2 separate regions of the Mus musculus genome follow, and region 1 is linked to region 2. The links are chromatin loops, found by intact Hi-C in ENCODE. Cell type or tissue: heart. All regions are shown on one strand. Links, peaks and the distances in the headings refer to the core of each region. The heading gives the core; the rest is flanking DNA. Region 1 holds the start of Mir6372 (microRNA 6372). Region 2 has its middle 360 kb from the start of Gm25387.

The links. Peaks named below come from ENCODE experiments on the same cell type or tissue, not always from the same donor. Only the 100,000 strongest peaks of a DNase experiment are listed, where the experiment ranks them.
Region 1: a loop joins it to region 2, with 10 times the contacts of the local background. A loop is called at or near these places in 18 of 42 quality-filtered maps.

The regions. Positions count from the first base shown.
Region 1 is chr11:26,196,372-26,207,566 of GRCm38, forward strand. All of the region lies in intron 1 of 5730522E02Rik (RIKEN cDNA 5730522E02 gene), which reads right to left. Mir6372 (microRNA 6372) reads left to right here and starts at 5,869; the gene lies at 5,869-5,977. In heart, for the core only: a CTCF peak has its summit at 4,736 (motif pointing right); no DNase peak of the experiment used is centred there.
Region 2 is chr11:26,957,257-26,968,451 of GRCm38, forward strand. No RefSeq gene overlaps it. Among named protein-coding and RNA genes, the nearest start is that of Gm25387, 360 kb to the right of the region's middle. In heart, for the core only: a CTCF peak has its summit at 4,547 (motif pointing left); a DNase peak (open chromatin) is centred at 4,515; H3K27ac peaks cover 727 bases.

The DNA of each region.
Region 1 (11,195 bases), core at 1,458-9,457, 760 kb before region 2:
TGATAAGGAACAAAAAGTTCAGCATGGAATGGATGGAAGCAGGCAGGAATCAGCAGATAACTCACACTTGGGAGCATTTCAGCCTGCACCCAATCCAGCTTTGGGCACTCTCAGCACATGCCCACGTGCCAGTGGCATCAATAACAGGATGTTCTTGGCAGTGAGCTGGTGGAAGCTCAGGGCCACCCAGAGATACCCAGATACTTAAGTCCTTCCTTCCCCAATTCCTAGACCATTGCTCAGGCAGAAAGGTCCAAGCGAACACCTTGGAGAGGATGATCCTACTCAGCATGAGTGACTCAGTAACTTTAACCCCTGCACTCTGTCCATGTCTAGAGACAGCTTGCATTGGCTTTGGCACCATAGCATTCTATGGATGGAAGAAGAGCTCAGCATTCAGTCCCTTTACCTTTGATCTGAGAAGATAAAAGTCCAGAAAACTGACATGATTTCGTAGAGAACTGACTTCAAAGTCTAGTTTTGGGTGAGCCCTCACTCCTGCAAAAGAAGACAGCATCCTCAAAGCTGTGTGAGGTGCTAGACTAGGTACTGGGCATAGGCTTAAAGGACATGGTCCTATAAGCTCTCTAAAGATGTATCTGATTCATCAGCTCTACTCAGAGCATGAAACTATTCATGAAATGGTCAATTTACCAAAGAATAAATGGGAAATACATTGAATTTGTTAAATGTACCAAGAATTCAGTTTTTAAAAAAAATATCTAGAACCTCTATGAAATTCAATTCCATGATAATTACAAGTTTCAAGGATTAATGAATTAATTTTTGAGACAGGGTCTTATATATCCCAAGATTACTTCAAACTTGCTAATGAGTCCGTGATAAACTTGAACTTCTAATCCTTCTGCCTCTGGTTCTCACAGCTGGGATTAAGTGCTGCACCGGCACAGCCCATTTGTGTGACTGTGGGGATGGAGACCAGGGTTTGTGAATGCCAGCCAAGCACCTGGACACCTGAACTGTAGTCCCAGCTGCCACGAGTTAAGTTTGGTTTTACCTGACTGATTTCTCTTTGTCTGCACAGCAACAACTCTTCGGAACTTAGTTCACTTAGATTGTAATTAATGCACAACAAATTGCCATTCGTAGGAACAAAGCCCGTTATGCTCTTGGAAGTGGTGCTCCGACTACTCTACGACCACTAATAATTTTATTACTTTTTTAATGTCACAAACAAGTGGCAAGGTGACAGAAGCCAGAGAGAGAGAGAAAAGCCACATACTGCATCTTCTAATGGATCTGTTTTCTAGTGGAATAAGTTGCATGGGACAGTTCAATGCCCCGTCACAGCATACTGAAACTTTAGTTAACTTGCTCCTATTCTTTCAAACTCAGCGCTCCTCATCCTTCCTAATGATGTGCCCTGTTAATATAGTTCCCCATCTTGTGTGTAAACCCAACACTACAATTATTTTTGTTGTTACTTCACAACTGTAATTTTGTTCATGTTATGAATTGTTATGTAAATATCTGTGTTTTCTGATGATCTTAGGCAACACCCATGAAAGGTCATTTGATTGCCTGACAAAGGGTTAAGTGTTGTTTTATTCCGCAACAGACTTGTCAGCCCAAAACACATAGCTAACATTGTGTGTGTGTGTGTGTGTGTGTGTGTGTGTTTGACACTTCAGTTGGTTTCCACATGCAGGAATAGGCTGTAGGATATCCGTTTGGTTCATCCAGTTAGCACTGAGGGCAACAGGCAAAACTAAAAAGTACTTGGATTGCAGGAACTTACCCTCTCTTTATGAATTAAGAAGTCTTCATTTGTAAGACAAGCCCAACACTACAGATCACAATAGATTACTTAAAACTCCTGAAAGCCAAAGAACTATTGTCTGAGAAAAGGCATAACACAGGGAACTGAGGCAGAGCCCAGCAGATGGTTAAAGGGCCGCAGGCCAAGTGAAGAGTAGAAAGGGCAAACACTTGGAAGTGCCCCCAAATGGCCTACTATTAATGTGTGGTCTGCAGGGGAAGCACAATAGACAGATATATGGTGAGCTGGCAAGTTGGCTGTTCCATGAGTTAATTGATACAAATCGATCGAGAATCAATTTGTGAAGAAACATGAAGGTGAGGGCCTGGACCTCCATGGCTGCTTCTTGTGCACTGGACTGCTTTTGCTTACTAACTGATGAAACAGGAAAACTGTCTACTACTAGCAAAACAAACAGCTTATAGTCAGTCTCAAAGTCTTCCCAATCAACCACCTCGATACTGCCAGTGAAACTGTGGGATTAGGTCCAGCAGGGGGGCCCCCTGGGTAAATGCACTTGCTTGCCATGTCTAATAATCTCAGTTGATCCCAAGGAGCCACATGCAAGAAGGAGTCTATTCCTACACGTTGTCCTCAGCACACCAGGACATGCACACGCCACCACTACCACCATCTACACCACATAAGTAAACAAATAATAAGAGTTCTTTAAAAGTCTAGAACAGTAGATGATTTTTCAAACATTGAAAACTATGGTCTGAAAGTTTTAGGCCATTGAAGAAGTTCCCTTCAAGTGGGCTGAGATACATATTCTCAAAGAAATATCACAGTTAAGTTTAATGCAAATCCTGTACTGCAAGGTCTCAGTAAAAGAGTTAGATACAGTGGTTTTGACTTACTGCACAAGATGCCACTTTTTCATGGTACCAAGAACCCTAGTTTGAACAAGACTCAAACATTTATATTCATATCATGTGGATGTGTCTGGCCACAGTTAATTTGAACATGTCATTTGATTCCCTGTACAGAATATCGAAAGCTCTGAGGCAGATCCAGGGAGCCTTTCTTCCTGAAACACAAGCACTCACACAATGCTCTTATTAACTATAGCTATCACATCGACACCAAACTGAAAACAGAACCTAACATTCCATCCCACCCAGTGTATGTCACATATGCCTATTATAGGACATGTGTTTCACAATCCAGAGGGAAAGAGCTACACACATCCCATACCTACACATCCAAGCAATCAAAACAACTGTAAGGCTGCTTAAGTACAACATCAAATTTTAAAAACTTAAATAACATATAAAGAAATTCTTCAGATGTTGTTTGACTACTCCAATTTTACACAATCATTAAAGTCCAAAACCACTTCTAGGTTATCTAGAGCCACCTACAGAATTGGGAGGATATTCCCAGGGTGGGAAAAAGGGTAATTATTTGGAAGTAAATTTATGTTTACATAGCCTGCCCACAGTAATCTAATGTGGATCAAATGTATAATTCTTAATTTTCCAGTAGCTGCAACCAAAGAGCTAAGAGTGAATCTACTTTTAATATACCACTTAACTCCCAATGTAGCCAAAGTAATATTTCACTAAGTAATTGACATAAACATTTCACTTTTGATATGTCTTTAAAACCTGGTGTCCTCTTCCACTGATCACAATTCTGTTTGTCAATCCACATTTCAAGAGCTCTTGGCAGCCACATGTGGCTAAGAGTCATCATCTTGGACTCATCATCTCACTTGAGTGATGTTCCTTTGAAGGTTAACAGGATTGGCTGCCTCTCTCTGGACTGAACCATGGGACTGCTTGTTACTGTGGGTCTCAGCATTAGACTGTGGCCAGATGTGTGATGAGAATGAGACGGATCAAAGAGCAACATAATAGGTCCATCATGTTCTGGGCTGTAATGCATATGGAGTATACCAATAATTAATACTTCAAAGTACTGCCTGGACTCTCCTCATGTTTGAAAAATAGTTTCTTTTACATCTGAAGGAACAAGTCACTTCTTAGGACAAGATCAGCCTCGTACTGGCTCACATAGTACTACACTTAAGTGTAGTCTCCATCTTACCTTGAGACACGACATGAGGTGAGCTTAAGCTGCTCTCTCTTGACTGGACCTCTGGCTCAGGCACTCCTCTCACTCCTCAGTACAGTCGGTGGTCCACTTTGCTTTTATTTGGTTCCACCATAGATCATGCCAAAGTCTGAACTCAGTGATCTCACTCCACGTTCCCACAGCAAACACCATATGCCACAGGGTTCTTCCTGGTTGTGACTTTTACCCCACAGTATTCCCACGAGTCTGAATTGTCCCTCTTCCTTAACCAGATAGTGAGATCCTTGAGAGTGCTTCTGTTCTCTTTCAGTCACAGCAGGGAGTATCAAATAAGTGCTCAAGTACGTTTTCCCCATGGTACAATGTCAAACACATGCAGAATGTATAATCAAGTCCATGTACTTAACGAATACTTAAAGATATGTCTAAGAAAAAAAAAGATATGTCTAAGACATCAAATCTTAACCAAAATGCATTCCAAATACATCAATTACATTTCTAGTTCTAGGCCACTGTGCTAAATGCGGAGATTCAGGAAATGTTCTCAAACATGGCAGTTAAAGCAAGGGTAAAGCTTTCCTCAAAAGAATCTGACTGCAACTCGTCTGTGGAAGTTGTTTCAGCAGACTCTGATCCAGAAGGTCACGAGTGCAGCCCAAGACTCGGCATTTTTAATAAACTCTCAAGTGGCACTACTGGTCCAAGGACCACACTTTAAATAGGAAAGACTATGGTCCAGTAGTCAGAAGACCTGAAATTCAGTTGTAACTCGTGTTGTCTGGATGGGACTCATTTCTCTTAATACTGTCGGATCTGCTTGCTCAGCTCTTAAATTGCTTGCAAGAGGAGAGTAGATGATTTCTGTATGATCTATAAGCTCCGAGTTCCACCATGTTCATATTCTGTCAGCCTACAGAGGGCAGTAGGGAGCACAGCAGCGCCTGCTCACTACAGTCATCTGGCATTACTTGCACAGCACAGCACAGCACAGCACAGCACAGCACAGCACAGCACAGCCAGTTATTTTGAAATGTTTGCAGGTGAGGTTCAGAAGTCCTTCTAAACTTCCAGAGCTGAGAACTGTACACTGCAAACATCATGTGATCATGTGTGGATGATTAACTCAACTGACTAATGTCAGTGAGGTCATAAATAAGTAAATGATGATACCTCCAGAAAAATATATTCTTATCTGGAAAACAATACAACAACAAATTGTTGTTGGCTCTAACAAATAGCTCAACACTACTGTGAAGTACAACTTCCAGCACACACACACACACACACATCGCACCACACCATACACTGCACACACATACCACACCCCACACACACAAACACATACACATCACATCCTACCATACATCACATACACACACACAAACACACACACACACACCACACATACACAAACCATACCACACCATGTACTACACACCACACAGACACATACATACCACATCACACCCTAGACCACACACACATACTATACCACACTGTAAACCACACAAGACACACACACCATACTACAACACAGACACACACACACCATTCCACACCATACAACACATACACACACACAACTACAACATAGACCATACACACACATAATTGCACACCATACAACATAGACCACACACACACACACACACACACACACACATACACACACACACATACCACACCACACCACACCACACCACACTACACCACACCACACCACACCACTCAGTGTGTCCTGCATACCTATGCCTTGGAGAAAAGCTATGCAGCATCAGCACAGGTCACCACCCTGATGCTTTTCCAAGTTTCTCAGGCCACCTTATCATCTTGACTCCTGGATCCAAATAAAAATGTAGATTTGTTTCAGATGGAGAAGACCAAAGCCAGCCATCAGGAAACCTCTGGGTATTTTGGAATTCCAAAGTGAGTTCTATTCTAGGGTCTTTGAAAATTACTTTTTTGAAATTGAAGATGTTTAAATGAAAAATTCCAAATACTTTAAAATTGTACCTCATTGGTTTTGAAAAGGCAGAAGTCTTTCATTTCTCACTACCTCTTTGAAAAGAACTGGGGAAACTTCCAGCCTTCTATCCAGGCAGTTTTGGGTTTAAGCATGCTGGTTTTCTATGTCCATCCCTTTATTGAAGGAGTGAAAAGAAGATGCCCTGAAGTAGAATTCCCCCCTAAAATATAAATTCATTTTCCCTCTCAGTGTTCGCTTTGGTCACAGTTCTCTAAAACAGATGACTTGTGTTTTCCAAATACAGCCACACAAAACTACACACAAAACTACTACAGCCACACAAAACTACACACAAAACTACTACAGCCACACAAAACTACACACAAAACTACTACAGCCACACAAAACTACACACAAAACTACTACAGCCACACAAAACTACACACAAAACTACTACAGCCACACAAAACTAGAGGAGCTGCAAGGAGCACATTCAAGATTTGAAGCAAAGGACAAAAATGACATTCTGTTCCCTTCAAAGATGTTGACACCTATCTGAGATGATTAAGCTTGTGTTCTATGAAATTAGGAACAAACAGTACTACAAGCTAGAAGAGTGTGAAAGAGTTGAGAGGAGAAAGATGCCTCGCTTCCAGCTGGGACAGGCAAATGGAAACCTAAATAAAGGCAGGAAAGATTTCATCCACAACTTCAAGGATGCCAGAGACTGGATCATTAGCCCTGAAAAGGAGACTCTATGATCAAGAGCGAGAACACAGAAAGTCACCAGATGAAAGAGTAATGAGGGCGAGCCTGATGCCAGCCAGGTGAAGAGTCCCTGGCATCCAGACTCAGATCCAGTGGCGAAGGCCAGGAAACAAAGCAAAGGCAGCAGGCAAATGGTGTAGCTTCTGCTCTGTGGGCTGGAGTAAAGTGCACACACATCACATTGCAGAAACTAAGAGCTGACAAAAATCAGTCTGTGGGGCCAGAATGGAAGTCCCGAGGGCTCAGCTGACGACTTTCTTTTACAGTTAATGGGGAATCAATGGAAGACTTTTGATTGTCTGTTTTCTATGACACTTAAGTCTGTGTTAAAGAAAACATATTTTGAGGTCAAATAGAGCACAAAAGACAGTGGGGGAGAGATCATTGGACTGAAGCAGAAGAGTACCTGAACCACAGAGCTAGAAAGGGAAAACCCAGAAAAATGCTGGAACTCTATGTGCAAGGGGAACACAGTGATAAATTTGGAGATGATGAAGTCAGTCCACCTACCCCCAGCCGGGACAGGAACTCTGGTTCACTCCTTCAAGTGAAAACTACTTACTATGAACATGATGGTGCTTGCTTAAGGTGTTCAGCCTGCCTGTTGGAACACAGTAGGCCCACATGCAGGGCCAGTGACATGAAGAATATGAAGGACAAATGTCACGTTCTGCTCTTCACACTTTTGTTAAGCTCTCAGTACTCTGCCCTCCCTCTGGTTCCCCAATAGGATGAAGCTTGGTATTCCATTTGCTAATACGACTTCTCTCTAAGTTCCTCATTTGGCAGTATTGTCTGTGTTACAGTGAAACTTTGAGCCCTGGAATTCTTGTTTCACTCTCTGCTTCTGCAGATACCCAAAACAGAATCATTAGGAGACAAACAAGATTAGCTAGAATAATGATCCCAAGAGGTGTCCATATCCTTATAATTCATCAACAGGAAGCTTTATATACCAAACTTACAATATGCTAATGGCACTTTGGAACTCTAACTAAGGTCAATGACTATGAAACTGAGAGACAATCCTCACCTATCCAAGTGTGCCCAATCAAATATTGTAAATCTTTAATTACAGTGAGTCCTTCCCGGCTGAACTTAAGGAGGCAGGACATGGAGGAGTTTTTCAGAAAGATGCAGTATTGCTATACTGGTGGCTCTGAAGGTGGAGGACAGGTAGCAGGACACGAAGTGTGGATGATCTCTGGAAAGCTGAGTCCTACAGTCCTCAGGAACAACTGCCACCCCAGTGATACTTTGATTTAAGTACAATGAAACAGACGTTAAAAGTCTTAATCTACAAAACTGAATAAATGTGCATTGTCTTATGTCACAACATTTGCAGTAACTTTCTATAAAGTGATAGAAATATATACATTACTCTTAAATTATGAATAACTAAAATTTTCTAGTAATCGTAAGAACTGAAAAAATTAATTTTTTCCAATATTCACTTGTATGTTCAAGGCACTGAGTTCCCTGTACTCTAGACTGTGTGATAGTCTTAGGATCAATGAGGCTCTTTTATATAAGCTACATTTTCAATAAAGTATGAGATGGTAAAGAAGCTTAATATTTGCTGCTTTTGCTTTCTAAGCCAAGGAGTTACTATAATTTAATCAATTACATTAAATTTTACATAATGCCCACAAGAACTCATTAAAGAAATGTGCTGGTATAAAGAAGGACCAAGCCAATAGATAGTAGAACGTCATTGTCCATACTCAGAATGATTTTCAGTGCTCCGTTTTCCCACAGCTATATTTAGACACTTTTATTTAGAAAGGGAGACTCCATGACAAACAGATTGTAGAACTATATTCCTAGTTAAAACTTCACCAAATCTTGACAACACAGCAAGGGCTTCATGTAGTAACTTTGACATGCTAATTCTACATAAGCTAAAGTCACTTTGGTGCCTTGCTGGAAATAAATAAATCCTGAATCCATAGTTTCGTTTGGGCATAAAGTTGCTCTCAAATTGCATGCATTTAGAATGTTGTAGCAGCCTTATTTATAATAGCCAGAAGCTGGAAAGAACCCAGATGCCCCTCAACAGAGGAATGGATACAGAAAATGTGGTACATTTACACAATGGAGTACTACTCAGCTATTAAAAAGAATGAATTTATGAAATTCCTAGCCAAATGGATGGACCTGGAGGGCATCACCCTGAGTGAGGTAACACATTCACAAAGGAACTCACACAATATGTACTCACTGATAAGAGGATATTAGCCCAAAACCTAGGATACCCAAGATATAAGATACAATTTGCTAAACACATGAAACTCAAGAAGAATGAAGACTGAAGTGTGGACACTATGCCCCTCCTTAGATTTGGGAACAAAACACCCATGGAAGGAGTTACAGAGACAAAGTTTGGAGCTGAGACGAAAGGATGGACCATCTAGAGACTGCCATATCCAGGGATCCACCCCATAATCAGCTTCCAAACGCTGACACCATTGCATACACTAGCAAGATTTTATCAAAAGGACCCAGATGTAGCTGTCTCTTGTGAGACTATGCCGGGGCCTAGCAAACACAGAAGTGGATGCTCACAGTCAGCTATTGGATGGATCACAGGGCTCCCAATGGAGGAGCTAGAGAAAGTACCCAAGGAGCTAAAGGGATCTGCAACCCTATAGGTGGAACAACATTATGAACTAACCAGTACCCCGGAGCTCTTGACTCTAGCTGCATATGTATCAAAAGATGGCCTAGTCGGCCATCACTGGAAAGAGAGGCCCAATGGACACGCAAACTTTATATGCCCCAGTACAGGGGAACGCCAGGGGCAAAAAGGGGGAGTGGGTGGGTAGGGGAGTGGGGGTGGGTGGGTATGGGGGACTTTTGGTATAGCATTGGAAATGTAATTGAGGAAAATATGTAATAAAAAATATTTAAAAAAAAAAAGAAAAACCAAAATAAATAAATAAATGAAGTTAAAAAAAATGCTTGTGTAGTACAATCCTACAGTTTCTCTGGGTTGCTGTATTAACAGTTTCTGCCTTTTTCTTTCCTTCTACCCAATCTTTGCACCATGCTGGCTTCACCTCTGTCTATGAATCGTGAACGGAAGAGACATTATTCCCTTGAGAGAGCTGGGTTCTCCCAAGGTTGAGTTTGTTGCCTCTATGAGCATTCAGGAGTAAGAACAAAGCCCTCATGATGCACTTCCCTGTCACTTCCAAATTCACCATCTTTCTGATTCACCTTCTTCTTGGTTCTAAGCTTGTATCCTAGTAGGAGTGGAGCACAAGCCCGAGAAAAGCTGGGGCCTTGGTCTCCCAGCTCAGTTATTAACCCCTGAGCTGACCGTATCCCCTCCACCAGAGGCTGTGCTACCTCACTGGCGCTGCGTGCTCATCTCTGAGGAGCAGGTGAGAGCCGGTGGTGATTGCAGCTGCTGCTCCTCTGAACCCTGTCTTGTTCTCAGGCCACAGTCTTTGCACTGCTGCTTTTAGTGGGTTGGGCAGGTCTGAAGACTGGGAAGTAACTGCTTTTGCAGGTAGCTCCATGTAATTTTTCACGGCCTTCCTTCGAGCTTACCACAAAACCAGCGCTTAGTTAAAAAAATGTATTTTTAATTAGGCTAACTTCATATTTTCAATTCTGTCTGCAGATTGCCAAATGCCTTGCTTTTGTTTCTCCTTTCCTAACAAAATACATATACTTAATATGCTTTCACCAACAAAGTTTCAGCAGCCTCTTTATCTTTGCATACCACAGGTCTGAGAATGCTTTATGGACTCCTGATCCAGTTCGGTCATTGAGACGGCAGAGAAGAAGAGTAAGCATTGCTCTTGTCTCTGGTGGGCGGCAAGCAGATATTTCAATGAGGTGTCTGCTTAGAATGTATCCTCTAACTTTGCAAAGATGAGAGACACCAGATTCCCAAAGAAAATAAGGCCCCCAAATATCAAGATAATTTGTGGAAAGGCTGTACTCCCACACATACATATTTCGGCAGGATTTAAGAAAATGAAATAAATGTAAAGTAAGCACTAAGGACATTGAACTTCAAGTCGGCTTGAGTTCTAACACTTCGTAATAAAAAAATAATCTGTTTACTAGAGAGCTTGGTGAATTGGGCAGACCCTGTGGTGTGGTCATGTTTCCCTGAACGGCTAAAGAAGATGACTCGAGAGAATCACCTGTTAGTGAAGACTTTTAATACTAACAAATGTGGCTGCTTTTCAAGGCAGGTGTTCTCACAGGTTTTATTTGCTTTGGAGTTTTTAGTGTAGTTAATGCTATTTTTATTCTGTTTTAACTAAGACTGTGTTTTCTTTAAAACTTGGTTCTGTGACTGAGGTTTGTTTCCAGCTATAATACCTTTTGATAACATCCTCCTTAGGGATTCTTGTTTAAAATGATCTACTACAGGGTTCTGAAAATCCTCTTCTTCCTTGCTCTGCTTCATTCTGGCTTGCACCCTTAACCCTTCAGCCAGCCCATGGGCTGTGCTTGAAAAACATAGCAGCCTTCCATAATCTGAAGCACCATCCATGATCTGGAGCACCATCCATGATCTGGAGCACCGTCCATGATCTGGAGCACCGTCCATGATCTGGAGCACCATCCGTGATCTGGAGCACCGTCCATGATCTGGAACACCATTCCTTGGCTTTTGAT
Region 2 (11,195 bases), core at 1,352-9,351:
CCCTCTCAGCTTTTTTTCCTTTTTTTGTTCTTTTTTTTTTTTTTAGATATTTTCTTTATTTACATTTCAAATGTTATCACCTTTCCTAGTTTTCCTTTCCGAAAATCCCCTCCCCACCTCCCTGCTCCCCAACCCACCCACTCCCGCTTCCAGGCTCTGGCATTCCCCTATACTGGTGCATAGAACCTTCACAAGACCAAGGGCCTCTCCTCCCATTGATCACTGACTAGGCCATTCTTGGGTACATATGCAGCTAGAGACACTAGTCCCACCATGTGTTTTCTTTGATTGGTGGTTTAGTCCCAGGGAACTCTGGACTCACTGGTTAGTTCATATTGTTGTTCCTCCTATGGGGTTACAAACCCCTTCAGCTCCTTGGGTATTTCTCTAGCTCCTTCATTGAGAACACTGTGCTCTGACCAATGGATCACTGTGAGCATCCACTTCTATATTTGCCAGGCACTGGCAGAGCCTCTCAGGAGACAGTTATATCAGGCTTCTGTCAGAAAAATCTTGTTGGCATCTGCAATAGTGTCTGGGTTTGGTGGTTATTTATGGGATGGATCCCCAGGTGGGGCAGCTTCTGGATGGTCATTCCTTCAGCCTCTACTCCACACTTTGTCTCTGTAACTCCTTCCATGGGTATTCTGTTCCCCCTTCTAAGAAGGATCGAAGTATTCACACTTTGGTCTTCCTTATTCTTGAGTTTCATGTGTTTTGCAAATTGGGTATTCTGAGTTTCTGGGCTAATTCCACTCATTAGTGCGTGCATATCATGTGTGTTCTTTTGTGATTGGGTTACCTCACTCAGGATGATATCCTCCAGATCCATCCATTTGTCTAAGAATTCCATAAATTTGTTGTTTTTAATAGCTGCGTAGTACTCCATTGTGTAAATGTACCACATTTTCTGTATCCATTCCTCTGTTGAGGAAGATCTGGGTTCTTTCCAACTTCTGGCTGTGATAAATAAGACTACTATGAATATAGTGGAGCATGTGTCCTTATTACAATTTGGAACATTTTCTGGGTATATACCGAGGAGAGGTATTGCTGGATCTTCCTGTAGTACTATGTCAGTTTTCTGAGGAACTGCCAAACTGATTCTAGAATGGTTGTACCAGATTGCAATCCCACCAGCAATGGAGGAGTGTTCTTTTTTCTCCACATCCTTGCCAGCATTTGCTGTCACCTGAGTTTTTGATCTTAGCCATTCTGATTGGTGTGAGGTAGAATCTCATGGTTGCTTTGATTTGTACTTCCCTGATGATTAAAGATGTTGAACTTTTTTTTAGGTGCTATTCAGCCATTCGGTATTCCTCAGTTGAGAATTCTTTGTTTAGCTCTCTACCCCATTTTTAATAAGGTTATTTTGTTTTCTGGAGTCCAACTTCTTGAGTTCTTTGCATATATTGGATGTTAGCCCCCTATCGGATTTAGAAGTAGTAAAGATCTTTTCCCAATCTGTTGGTGGCCTTTTGTCTTATTGACAGTGTCCTTTGCCTTACAGAAGCTTTGCAATTTTATAAGGTCCCATTTGTGGATTCTTGATCTTACAGCACAAGCCATTGCTGTTCTGTTCAGGAAGTTTTCCCCTGTGCTCATATCTTTGAGGCTCTTCCCCACTTTCTCCTCTGTATGTTACAGTGTCTCTGGTTTTATGTGGAGTTCCTTGATCCACTTAGACTTGAACTTTGTACAAGGACATAAGAATGGATTAATTTCCATTCTCCTAAACCTGATTAAAAAAAAAAACTTCAGTGAAGTATCTGGAAATAATATTAACCCAAACAAATCAGTGGTCTTCCTCTACACAAAGGATAAACTGAGAAAGAAATTAGGGAAACAGCACCCTTCACAATAGTCACAAATAATATAAAATACCTTGGTGTGATTCTAACTGAGGAAGTCAAAGATTTGTATGATAAGAACTTCAAGTCTCTGAAGTCCAATCCTCATGCATTGGCAGGATTAATATAGTAAAAATGGCTATCTTGCTGAAAGCAATCTAGAGATTCAATGCAATCCTCATCAAAATTCCAACTCAACTCTTCACAGAGTTAGAAAGAGCAATTTGCAAATTCATCTGGAATAACAAAAAAAATCTAGGATAGCAAATCTATTCTCAACAATAAAAGAACCTCTGGTGGAATCACCATGCCTGACCTCAAGCTGTACTACAGAGCAAGTGTGATAAGAAACAGCATGGTACTGGTACAGTGGCAGACAGGTAGATCAATGGAATAGAATTGGAGACCCAGAAATGAACCCACACTTCTATGGTCACTTGATCTTTGACAAAGGAGCTAAAACCATCTGGTGGAAAAAAGACAGCATTTTCAACAAATGGTGCAGGTTCAACTAGCATGTAGAAGAGTTCGAATTGACCCTCTCATCTTTCTTACTGACTGGGAGGCATGATCCGAAGTTTTTGGGATGCCGTATCCTCCAGCATTCTTGCTGCAAGTGACCTCAGAGCTGGATTGAATTGCAAACCATCCCCTTATTAATAAATATCCATTTTACAAGTTATATGTATTTAAGGCTTGCAAATTAGCATTTGATTTACAAGGTACCGTGATTATTGCCACCATCTTATGAATTATCTACCCCACCTGACATGTCACGTGGTAACTTTCCAGGGCTGGCAGCCTCTGGAAGCTTGAACACAGGAAAGGAATGCATTTTCCCTCAGAACTGAACACTGCACACTTGAAACTACCAAAATGGTGAAAAAAAAGGTAGTCTCTGTCTTCTCAAGCCAGCTGGTGTACAGTATCCATTTGTGGCAGCCCTAGGCAACACGATTATTCTTTCCTGGCTCTTCAACTAATTAAGTCCAGCAGCCATCAAGGACCTCCTAGGTCCAGGCAAGGGACCAACTCTGGAGACCGTTCTCCTTGACCTCATTACTGTTTTGAAGCCACCAGCCAGTGTGCTCGAGGACAGTAGACCCAGGCTCTGTTCACAGTGCCTAACACACTGTTGTGGGAAAAGACAGTGGACGTCTGGGGGACCCTCCCCTCTCAGAAATGATACATTCAGATATCACTTACTATGTATGTTCTTTTAACTTTTGTGATGCGAAAATTTTGAGATGCAAGTTCATTATTTATGAATATTCATAGAAAACTTGAACATTTTCCAAACTTGGCCTTTCATTTCTTATCAGCTAACCAAATAATTGATGTGTGTTCTTTTTCTGTAAGAGAATGTTCTCAAGATGTGTGACAGAAGTATTAAATTCATGAATTTTGAGGTTAATTTTGTCTCTGATGATTCAAAGGAGAAGAGAGTTAGCAATAGAGCAAAAATAATTCTCGGCTCTTATCTTTTACTTCTAGACACCTATGAGAGAAGAATGAAGTAATGCTTAGCAACGATTGGTCCATTACAGAGAAGAATCAGGACGTCTGAGGAGCATTTAGAAGCTTCAGAGAAAATACCACTTGGAGTCTGCTTCTGTAGAGCAGCAAAGCAGAGATGCTAGGGATAAAACAGAAACGGAACTGTAGAAAGGACCAACTCCAGAGCGTATTTACCACAGGTGACTGGAGAAGGCACCCGAAGCAGAGAAGTTACTCAAGAGCCTCACTGGGCAGGTGTCATCCTGGAGACAAAAGGACAGGCAAAAGACCTCAAGGGTCCTTGCTAGCCTTGGCGAGCTGGACCTCACCAAGCACAAGCAAGCAAACACACACCTTTCCCTCCATCTTTGGGTGTTTGTTTCCTTATGCACCTGTCATTTTATAAAACAAGGCGAGAAAATACGAATGCTTTTCTGTCATAGTCTGTTATTACAGGAGCAACTTCTAACCAGAAAGAAAAGTACTTCTCAGGCCTTCAGTGAGCTGCCTTCTCATGAACTCAGTCAGAAACACAAAGTGTTATATGTTCCTGTTCTCACCATCATGGGCACTGTCTTTCTCTTTCCCTCCACCCTATTCGTATCCATTTTCCACCCTATTCGTATCCATTTTTGTAGACCTCTTACTGAAACTATGCAAACAAACAAAAACAAAAACAAACAAAAACAAACGTTGTGGGGGCGGGGGAGTGTGCAAAGTGCATAGAAGAGAAAAGGGGAAAAGGAAAAGAAAAAGAGAAGAAAAGGAGAAAAGAAAAGAAAAGAAAAGAAAAGAAAAGGGGCCACTCTCCTGAAAAAAATAAAAAAAGGTAAAGGTGAGATTTCTGTCTTCTGGAATTTTTGCCCCCAGTAGTCGTCTGCTTCATCCTGTAAGGTACACAGTGATGGCCAAGCTCTCCGTGTAAATATGTCACCAGAGAAAGGACTCTTGCACCCAAAGAAAGGAAGCCTAGCAGGCAATGCTCAAACCTTGCTTGTTAGAGGGACGGAGGCCTTTGGGGGCTGTCCCTTTGTCTCTTGCCTTCTAGCTGCTTGGGCATGAAGAAACTGGACAAAGGGCCTGCACTGTGGTAGGGTGTGAACTCTTCAGGCGGCTGCTTTGAGCTTTAATTACCCTCCTAGCTTTCTGTCCAGACCTAGTTGGGCCCTGGGGCAGATTGCAGGGTAACACTGCCATCTAGCGGCCATTCTTGCCTGGTGAGCAGGAGTCTGTGCCCTCAGGCTGGCTCCTTGGCTCACATATTCTCTCTCTCTCTCTCTCTCTCTCTCTCTCTCTCTCTCTCTCTCTCTCTCTCTCTCTCTCTCTCTCTCTCTCTCTCTCTCTCCCTCCCTCCCTCCCTCCCTCTCTCCCTCCCTCCCTCTCTCACTCCCCCTTCTCTCTCTTCTCTCTCTCTCTCTCTCTCTCTCTCTCTCTCTTCTGGCACCCCTCTCTCTTTTCTCTCTCTCTTTTAAAAAAGGATTTTATCCCATCAAGGAAAAAAAAGAGCTGGCTCTTGGAAAACAACCAACTCTGTTGGAACTCGGAGATAATAATCAGTTTCTCTGGGCTTGTGAAATTGGCTCATTAAGCGTGCTTTTTAACAGAAAATATTGGAAGCGATTAAGTCTGCTTTACTGAGTGGGCATGAAATGGCCAACCTTCGGCCACCCACAGCTCCTAGGTGCCTGGCGCCGTTTTATGCATGCGGCGTAATGTCTTTACTTGAAGTGGTGTTTATTCATCACCTGCTTATTTATCTCTTCGCGTTTGGCAGGCACATCGATCAATGTTAAACTGTCACACAAGGTTATTTTTCTTTTACATAACAGTATAGGCCTAAGGTAGTGGCATATTAAAAGTAATAACTTTCTAACTTGTAGCTCAAGATGACAGCCCCATTTTTACCAGAATATATTACAGCACGGAATTCCTCATTCCATTCCCCCACTCCCACCCTACACTTTGGTACGACTCCGCCTCGCCTCTCCAAGGTCAAAGGCTTCCTTCTGCCTAGCTGGCCTCCCACTTTGCATACCACTCAGTTCTCTCTTCACCTCCAGTTATCTGCAGCTTTTAGGCTGATAAGCCCACAGTGAACATTCTGTCCACCTGATGTACACATCTCCTGGTCCCTGTCATGATGACATCTGCCCCTTTGCATAAAGATGCGTCTCAGGGAGCAAAGGGAAGCGAGAGAGGAACGCTCCTTTGTGGTGAAGGTTGTACTGGGCTATTTCCATGTCTGAAGCCATCTCAGTAGAGGTGGGGGAGCCTGTGCAGCTTTATTTTGCTTTCCAGTCACTGGAGATGACAACAGCAGTGACAAACCCTTGGTGTTGGGGGAGACAAACATGTATAAGAAGCTAGCACGGCTTTGAAGCAACCAGCATTGGCCCAGAGCTTTTAAGTTGGGTTGTCTCCCCCTCTGTCCTTTGGCTCTAGGTTCTTTTGTGTTGCCTTCAAACTCCTCCCAGTTTGTGATGCCTCTTTTCTTGGCCACAGGCCAAGCAAGCTTTCTTTGTACACGCAGTTTTTCTTCTCCTTTCTCCCCCTCCCAACCGCCACCCTATTCTAGCCTGAAAATGCCTACAGATAGAATATCAGATCTTTTTAGTTTCGAATTTCAAAGTGGCCCTTAGAATTCCTTCCTGCCCTTGATCTCTCTCCTTTTGGGCTTCAGCTCCTACTTGGACGCTGTTGCTAATTCTGCCTCTTGGACAGTGGCTTTCTGCTACAATGCTTTGATAATCTTGGGTACACAAGAAATAAATGTTCGAATAGTGGACATGGGTGTTGCACAACTACTCCTGTGATTCAAAATACCACACCCACTCTGATAGTGTGCCTTTGTGTGGACCAGAATAGCTCCCCTAGGAAATATGAGAAGGGTTCCAAGCGTGATTAAGAGAATATGACTCAATAGTCTACCAAAGTACCTACAAAGGAGGTTTGCATACTTGGCATTGAATTTGGCCCATCTCTTGGGTGACTTCTGCATTCCTGTGAATAAAAGATGCTAGAATACTGCTCTACGGGATTTATTTTATTATGGGTAGTAGAACCCTAGGAAAAAGGCACGTTCACTAAAAAGTGTGTGTATGTAGGGGGTGGGAGCCCATTCTGTGTCCTTTTTCCTAAGATCAATATTTGCATTAAAGTGGTTTAAATGTATGTGGCTTGGAGGCTGTCCATTCTTTCAGGCTGACCTGCTGCATTGATCAGGGCTAGTGATAGAGGGAGAAAGAGCAAATCAGGAGAGGAAAAGAGTTGAAAGTCGTTGCTATGGGGCCTGTGGAGATATGCTCTATGCAATGTGTGTGTGCCATTTACCTGGCAGCCTCAGAGCCTCTGCTTCCGGAGGGAAGGGAGAGGACACCCTTACTGCCTCCCCAAGATGGCTGTTTTGTCTTTCAAAAACTAACTGAAGGACTTTAGATTACTTTTCAGACTGAAATTTCAACAGTCAATAGAGCTCAGACCACACCTTGGACTCAGTCATTCTTTGAATTTCCCAAATTAATACTTAAGAGGTGTAGCTGTATGTAGATGTATTTATTTATTAAATATTGTGTTATAACCTTGACATATTAACCTTGACAATAGCCTTGACTTATTAAATAATAATTCATACCAGACATTTCTACATGCTCTACTGTAGCCCTGATTCTTTAAAGTGCTGTTTCAGTGGTCAACTGGATCCCATAGTCATAGCTGTTATCCACAGATGAGTTCTGAAGACTTTTTGACGGGTCAAGACTATGGGTGGAACTAGGTCTCCAAATCCAGAGTTCAGGGCACAGCACCCAGTGCTTGACCTTCATGTTGAGAAGTGCTGAGTTTGGAACTGTTTTCCTCTATTGGGATACGTTATCTAAGGAAATAGGCTTAGCATTGGTCCATGAGTGAAGAGACCTGCTGACAGTATAATGATGCCAGTGACAGAGGCTTTGGATATGTGGGTGGTAAGATCAGAATACTCTGTTGGCTTTTTGCTGTGGCAAAGAAATGCCCCCATAGTCTTCTTATGAGAAGTACTGTTGAGGAAATTGTGTAAGAAATGGCATCCTCTTGGGTGGCCCATTTGGGGGTCAACCACAGTGGAGTACACGTATAGCTAGGCATACTCTAGGTACTCAAACAGTCATCCACATAATAGTCCAGAAATATGGTAGGTAATTATTGCTCAGGCCTATGCTGAATGAGCTGTTATACTTAGAAATGATTTTATAACCAAAGGTGAAAAAGATATCTGAAATAGTTGAATTGTCTGACAAAATGATCAGACACCCTGTGCTATAATGAGTCACACAGGCTGCAAGGGCAGGATTGAGAAAATGGTGAGTATTGGCAATGGAGATGTTTAGGGAAGTATTTGTAGAGATGGTCTTGTAGACAGAAAGAGAACATGCACAGAAAGACCAACATTCAGGGCAGAAGACTCTATGGAGCTTTGGAAACAAGTATCCCTCTAAAGTTAATGTTTGTGTATTATAGTGTTAGAGCATGCTGGGCTAGACCACAAAGACACTGAAGATCAACATGACGGACAGCTGAAACTTTGAACCAAGTGTCTTCTTTTATTATCTTGAGGAATCAAACAAATTTGTCTGCTGAAATTACAGCTTGGAACTGTGACCTACTCAGGGTCCCAAACATGCCCTTCACTCTAAGGCTTTCATTTTTCTCAAGAATGGGAAGAAAGTAAAAGCGACACTTGAAGCTTTTATTTATGATGCAAATTCACTGTAAGAGAATTACCCCAGGAAAGGAATACAAATATGAAAGCCGTTTCCCAAATCTGCAATACTTAATGTGTTGACAGATTTATTGGTTAACCGAAACTGATATAGGAAAATCTAGCCTATCTGGGAGATACCCACGTGAAATAGTTGTTCAAACTAGGAAATGGTTTTGTGGCGGGTATGTTTTAATAGAAGTACCTATGTACATTTTAATTTTTTTGATGGGAAAAATAAGCAACCTGCCTGCCAAACAACAAATGATATACCCAGCTCTGTCAAGAAACAAAACCTCTACTCATAGTTTTTCAGAAAATGCACCTTGACAACATTCCACCAAGACTTATACTGCTTATATCCTTATATGCACTTGGAGGTTAATTCACATGTCTCTACTACAACTCAGAGATGGGCAATAGTGATACATGCTCTACAACATATCTATTTCTACGGTGTAGCTACACCTGTACAGAGTCAGGTTTCAAGAAAGATGATGAGAACTCACAGCCTCAAGGTGAGTGCACATTGACAGAACACATTGACACAGGCTTTTACACCCTGTGCCCCCTGTTTGCACACATTTTCCTGTCTGTTAACAACCTTCTCTAATCAGTGTTGTTCACACAGTACCCCTTGGACAACCAGTATCCACATAATTGAAACATACTTGGTTTTGACAGCCTGCCTGCCTTACTTGGCGTTTGTCTTTGCCCTCCGAGGATCCCCGTGTCTACATTTTCCGAGTATGGAGTCTTCTGCTTCATTTCATGGTGTGCCTCTTGTTACCTAGGCAGGGTGCTATTAGACAGATATTTTCCTTCCACCACTTCTCTTCCTTCCATTTTAATGGTAATTTGCCGTTTGGAGATTTCTTTCCTTTAAAAATTAATTTCTGTATTTGAAGTAGTGTTCTTGGTAGGTCAGAGTACTTGAGATTTGATCATCAGATAAGTTATATGATATTTATATATCACTTGAAATAAAAATTCTCTTTAAGCATATGAAGATTGGTAAGTCTTAAGATAATCTTTCTTAGGGATCATTTAATTTCATTTGGCTTAAGATGCTATTTGTATTAAGTTAACAGGGTGCTAATTTAACATAGGTTTATAGTCATTTAAAGCCATTTTCATTCATTAAGAAAAAAATATCTGTCTAGATTAGATTATCATAAGGGTTTGAATAGCAATAGGGATTCCTCTGCGAGGCCCAAGGATTTTCCAGATGGGTGAACACTGTTTCTCTGCCCTACTGAGAAGTGTGCTGTAGAGTGTGGCCCTGATGATGGTGCCTAGCTCTGCCGTGGGCAGCAAAGAAAACGTCAAATAAAAACTTTTCTTTACTGCACTACTATATTGTGTTTATAATGTATTATGATTCATAGAACTTCTATACCCTAATTGATACTTTTCATAACATTTCATGCACGGCATATCTGTCAAAAACTTCACTCTCAAATTCCTAAAATGTTGGTTAATTTAGGTGAGATATTTGCAGCCTGAGCCCAGACATTAGGAGAGAGTGCATAAAGAAGACATGACTGTCCAACTGACTTCCCTAAACACGAACTGCAGAGTTTCTTTATAGAGTGCAGAGCATTTCCTGGCAGTTTTGAGCTCTCTCTATCTAGGGTGTCTTGTCATCCCAGTTACAAGGGCTGGAGCATGAAGTCCTTTCTGGGTTTTTCTTATGCACTTCTGGTTCTTGTTCTCTCAGTTCTGGCTTTCAGACACTTGGAAAGGAAAATTACCTTCTGGCTGCTTGGACTTGACTCACGCATGTTTGGCCTTCAATCACTGTACTCTCAGGTCTGCTAGGACCACAAAAAATGATGTTGGGTCAATACTAACTATGCAGAGTGGTTATTTCCATGCACCCAGCCCTTCCATGCCAACCAAAGCACCTGTGTTCCAGAAGGAAAGATGTCATATTATAGAACTCGTATTTGAAAATGTTTTCTGATAGAGGGTGTGGCTATGACTAACTGTACAATTTTAACTGTCTTACATTTACCAACAAAATTGATTAAGCAGAAAGAGTTTCAAATAATCTTTCTTGCTTTACATTTCTAAATAAGGCCTCTAAATCGTGTACCAGGAATGCCTGAATTGGTGGGATTCCATAAGCAATTCTTTCTGATATGGGCAGTGTCTAAGCACAAGAGATTCTTCATTTCTCTCTGAGCTCGGTAGATTTAAATTGCCTTAAGCTCTGCATGTGGATATGTTATAACTATTCTTTTCCAATGACAACACTCTAGGTTTTATGTAATATAAATCTATTTCTGAGATTCAACAAAATGTTACTAAGATATGATACTTTTAGCAGTCTTTCTGACTGTGGAAGACAGAACAGTACATTCTCTTAAAGAAACACAAGCTTCTGTGAGTGAATTTCTCACTTTCTGGGAGAGTCTATTCAAAGTTGGTGAGGAATTAAAAAGAAAAGTTAAGTTTAATCGCCCCCAGACATCACGAGAGACAAGCAACGGATAGAACGTGGCTGGGAGGTTTTCAACCTAGGTTCAGAACTTAACTTTCCTGCAAATCTCAAACTTATTCACTTAATTCCCATCTCTTTTATTCTTAAAGAGATTTTGAGAAAAAAAGTCATTAGAGATTATGTTAAAATTTTGCCGTAGTTTCTAGGGGAAAAATAATCATATAATACAACAGAATGACTGGGATTGAAGTGAAGTATTTTCATGACATCAAAAATGAGACTGGGTAAAATTTGAATACAGGGTTTATTTTTTATTTAGTGTATTTATAAAACTGGAGCTACCTCAGTATGGTTTAGATCAGTAGTTCTCCACCATCCTAATACTACTAATAATACTAATAATACTACTAATAATACTCTAATGCAGTTCTTAGCGTGGTGACCCCAACCATAAAATTATTTTCCTTACTACTCTGTATTTTTTGCTACTATTATATATCAAGATGTAAATATCTGTGTTTTCTCATGGTCTTAGGCAATCTCTGTGAAAGGCTCATTTAACTTCCAAAGGGGTCATGACCCACAGGTTGAGAACCACCAATGTAGAACTAATCCTGTTTGCCTCCCGTTTCTAAAACTTCTAAAATTTCATTTTAGTAGTGTTATG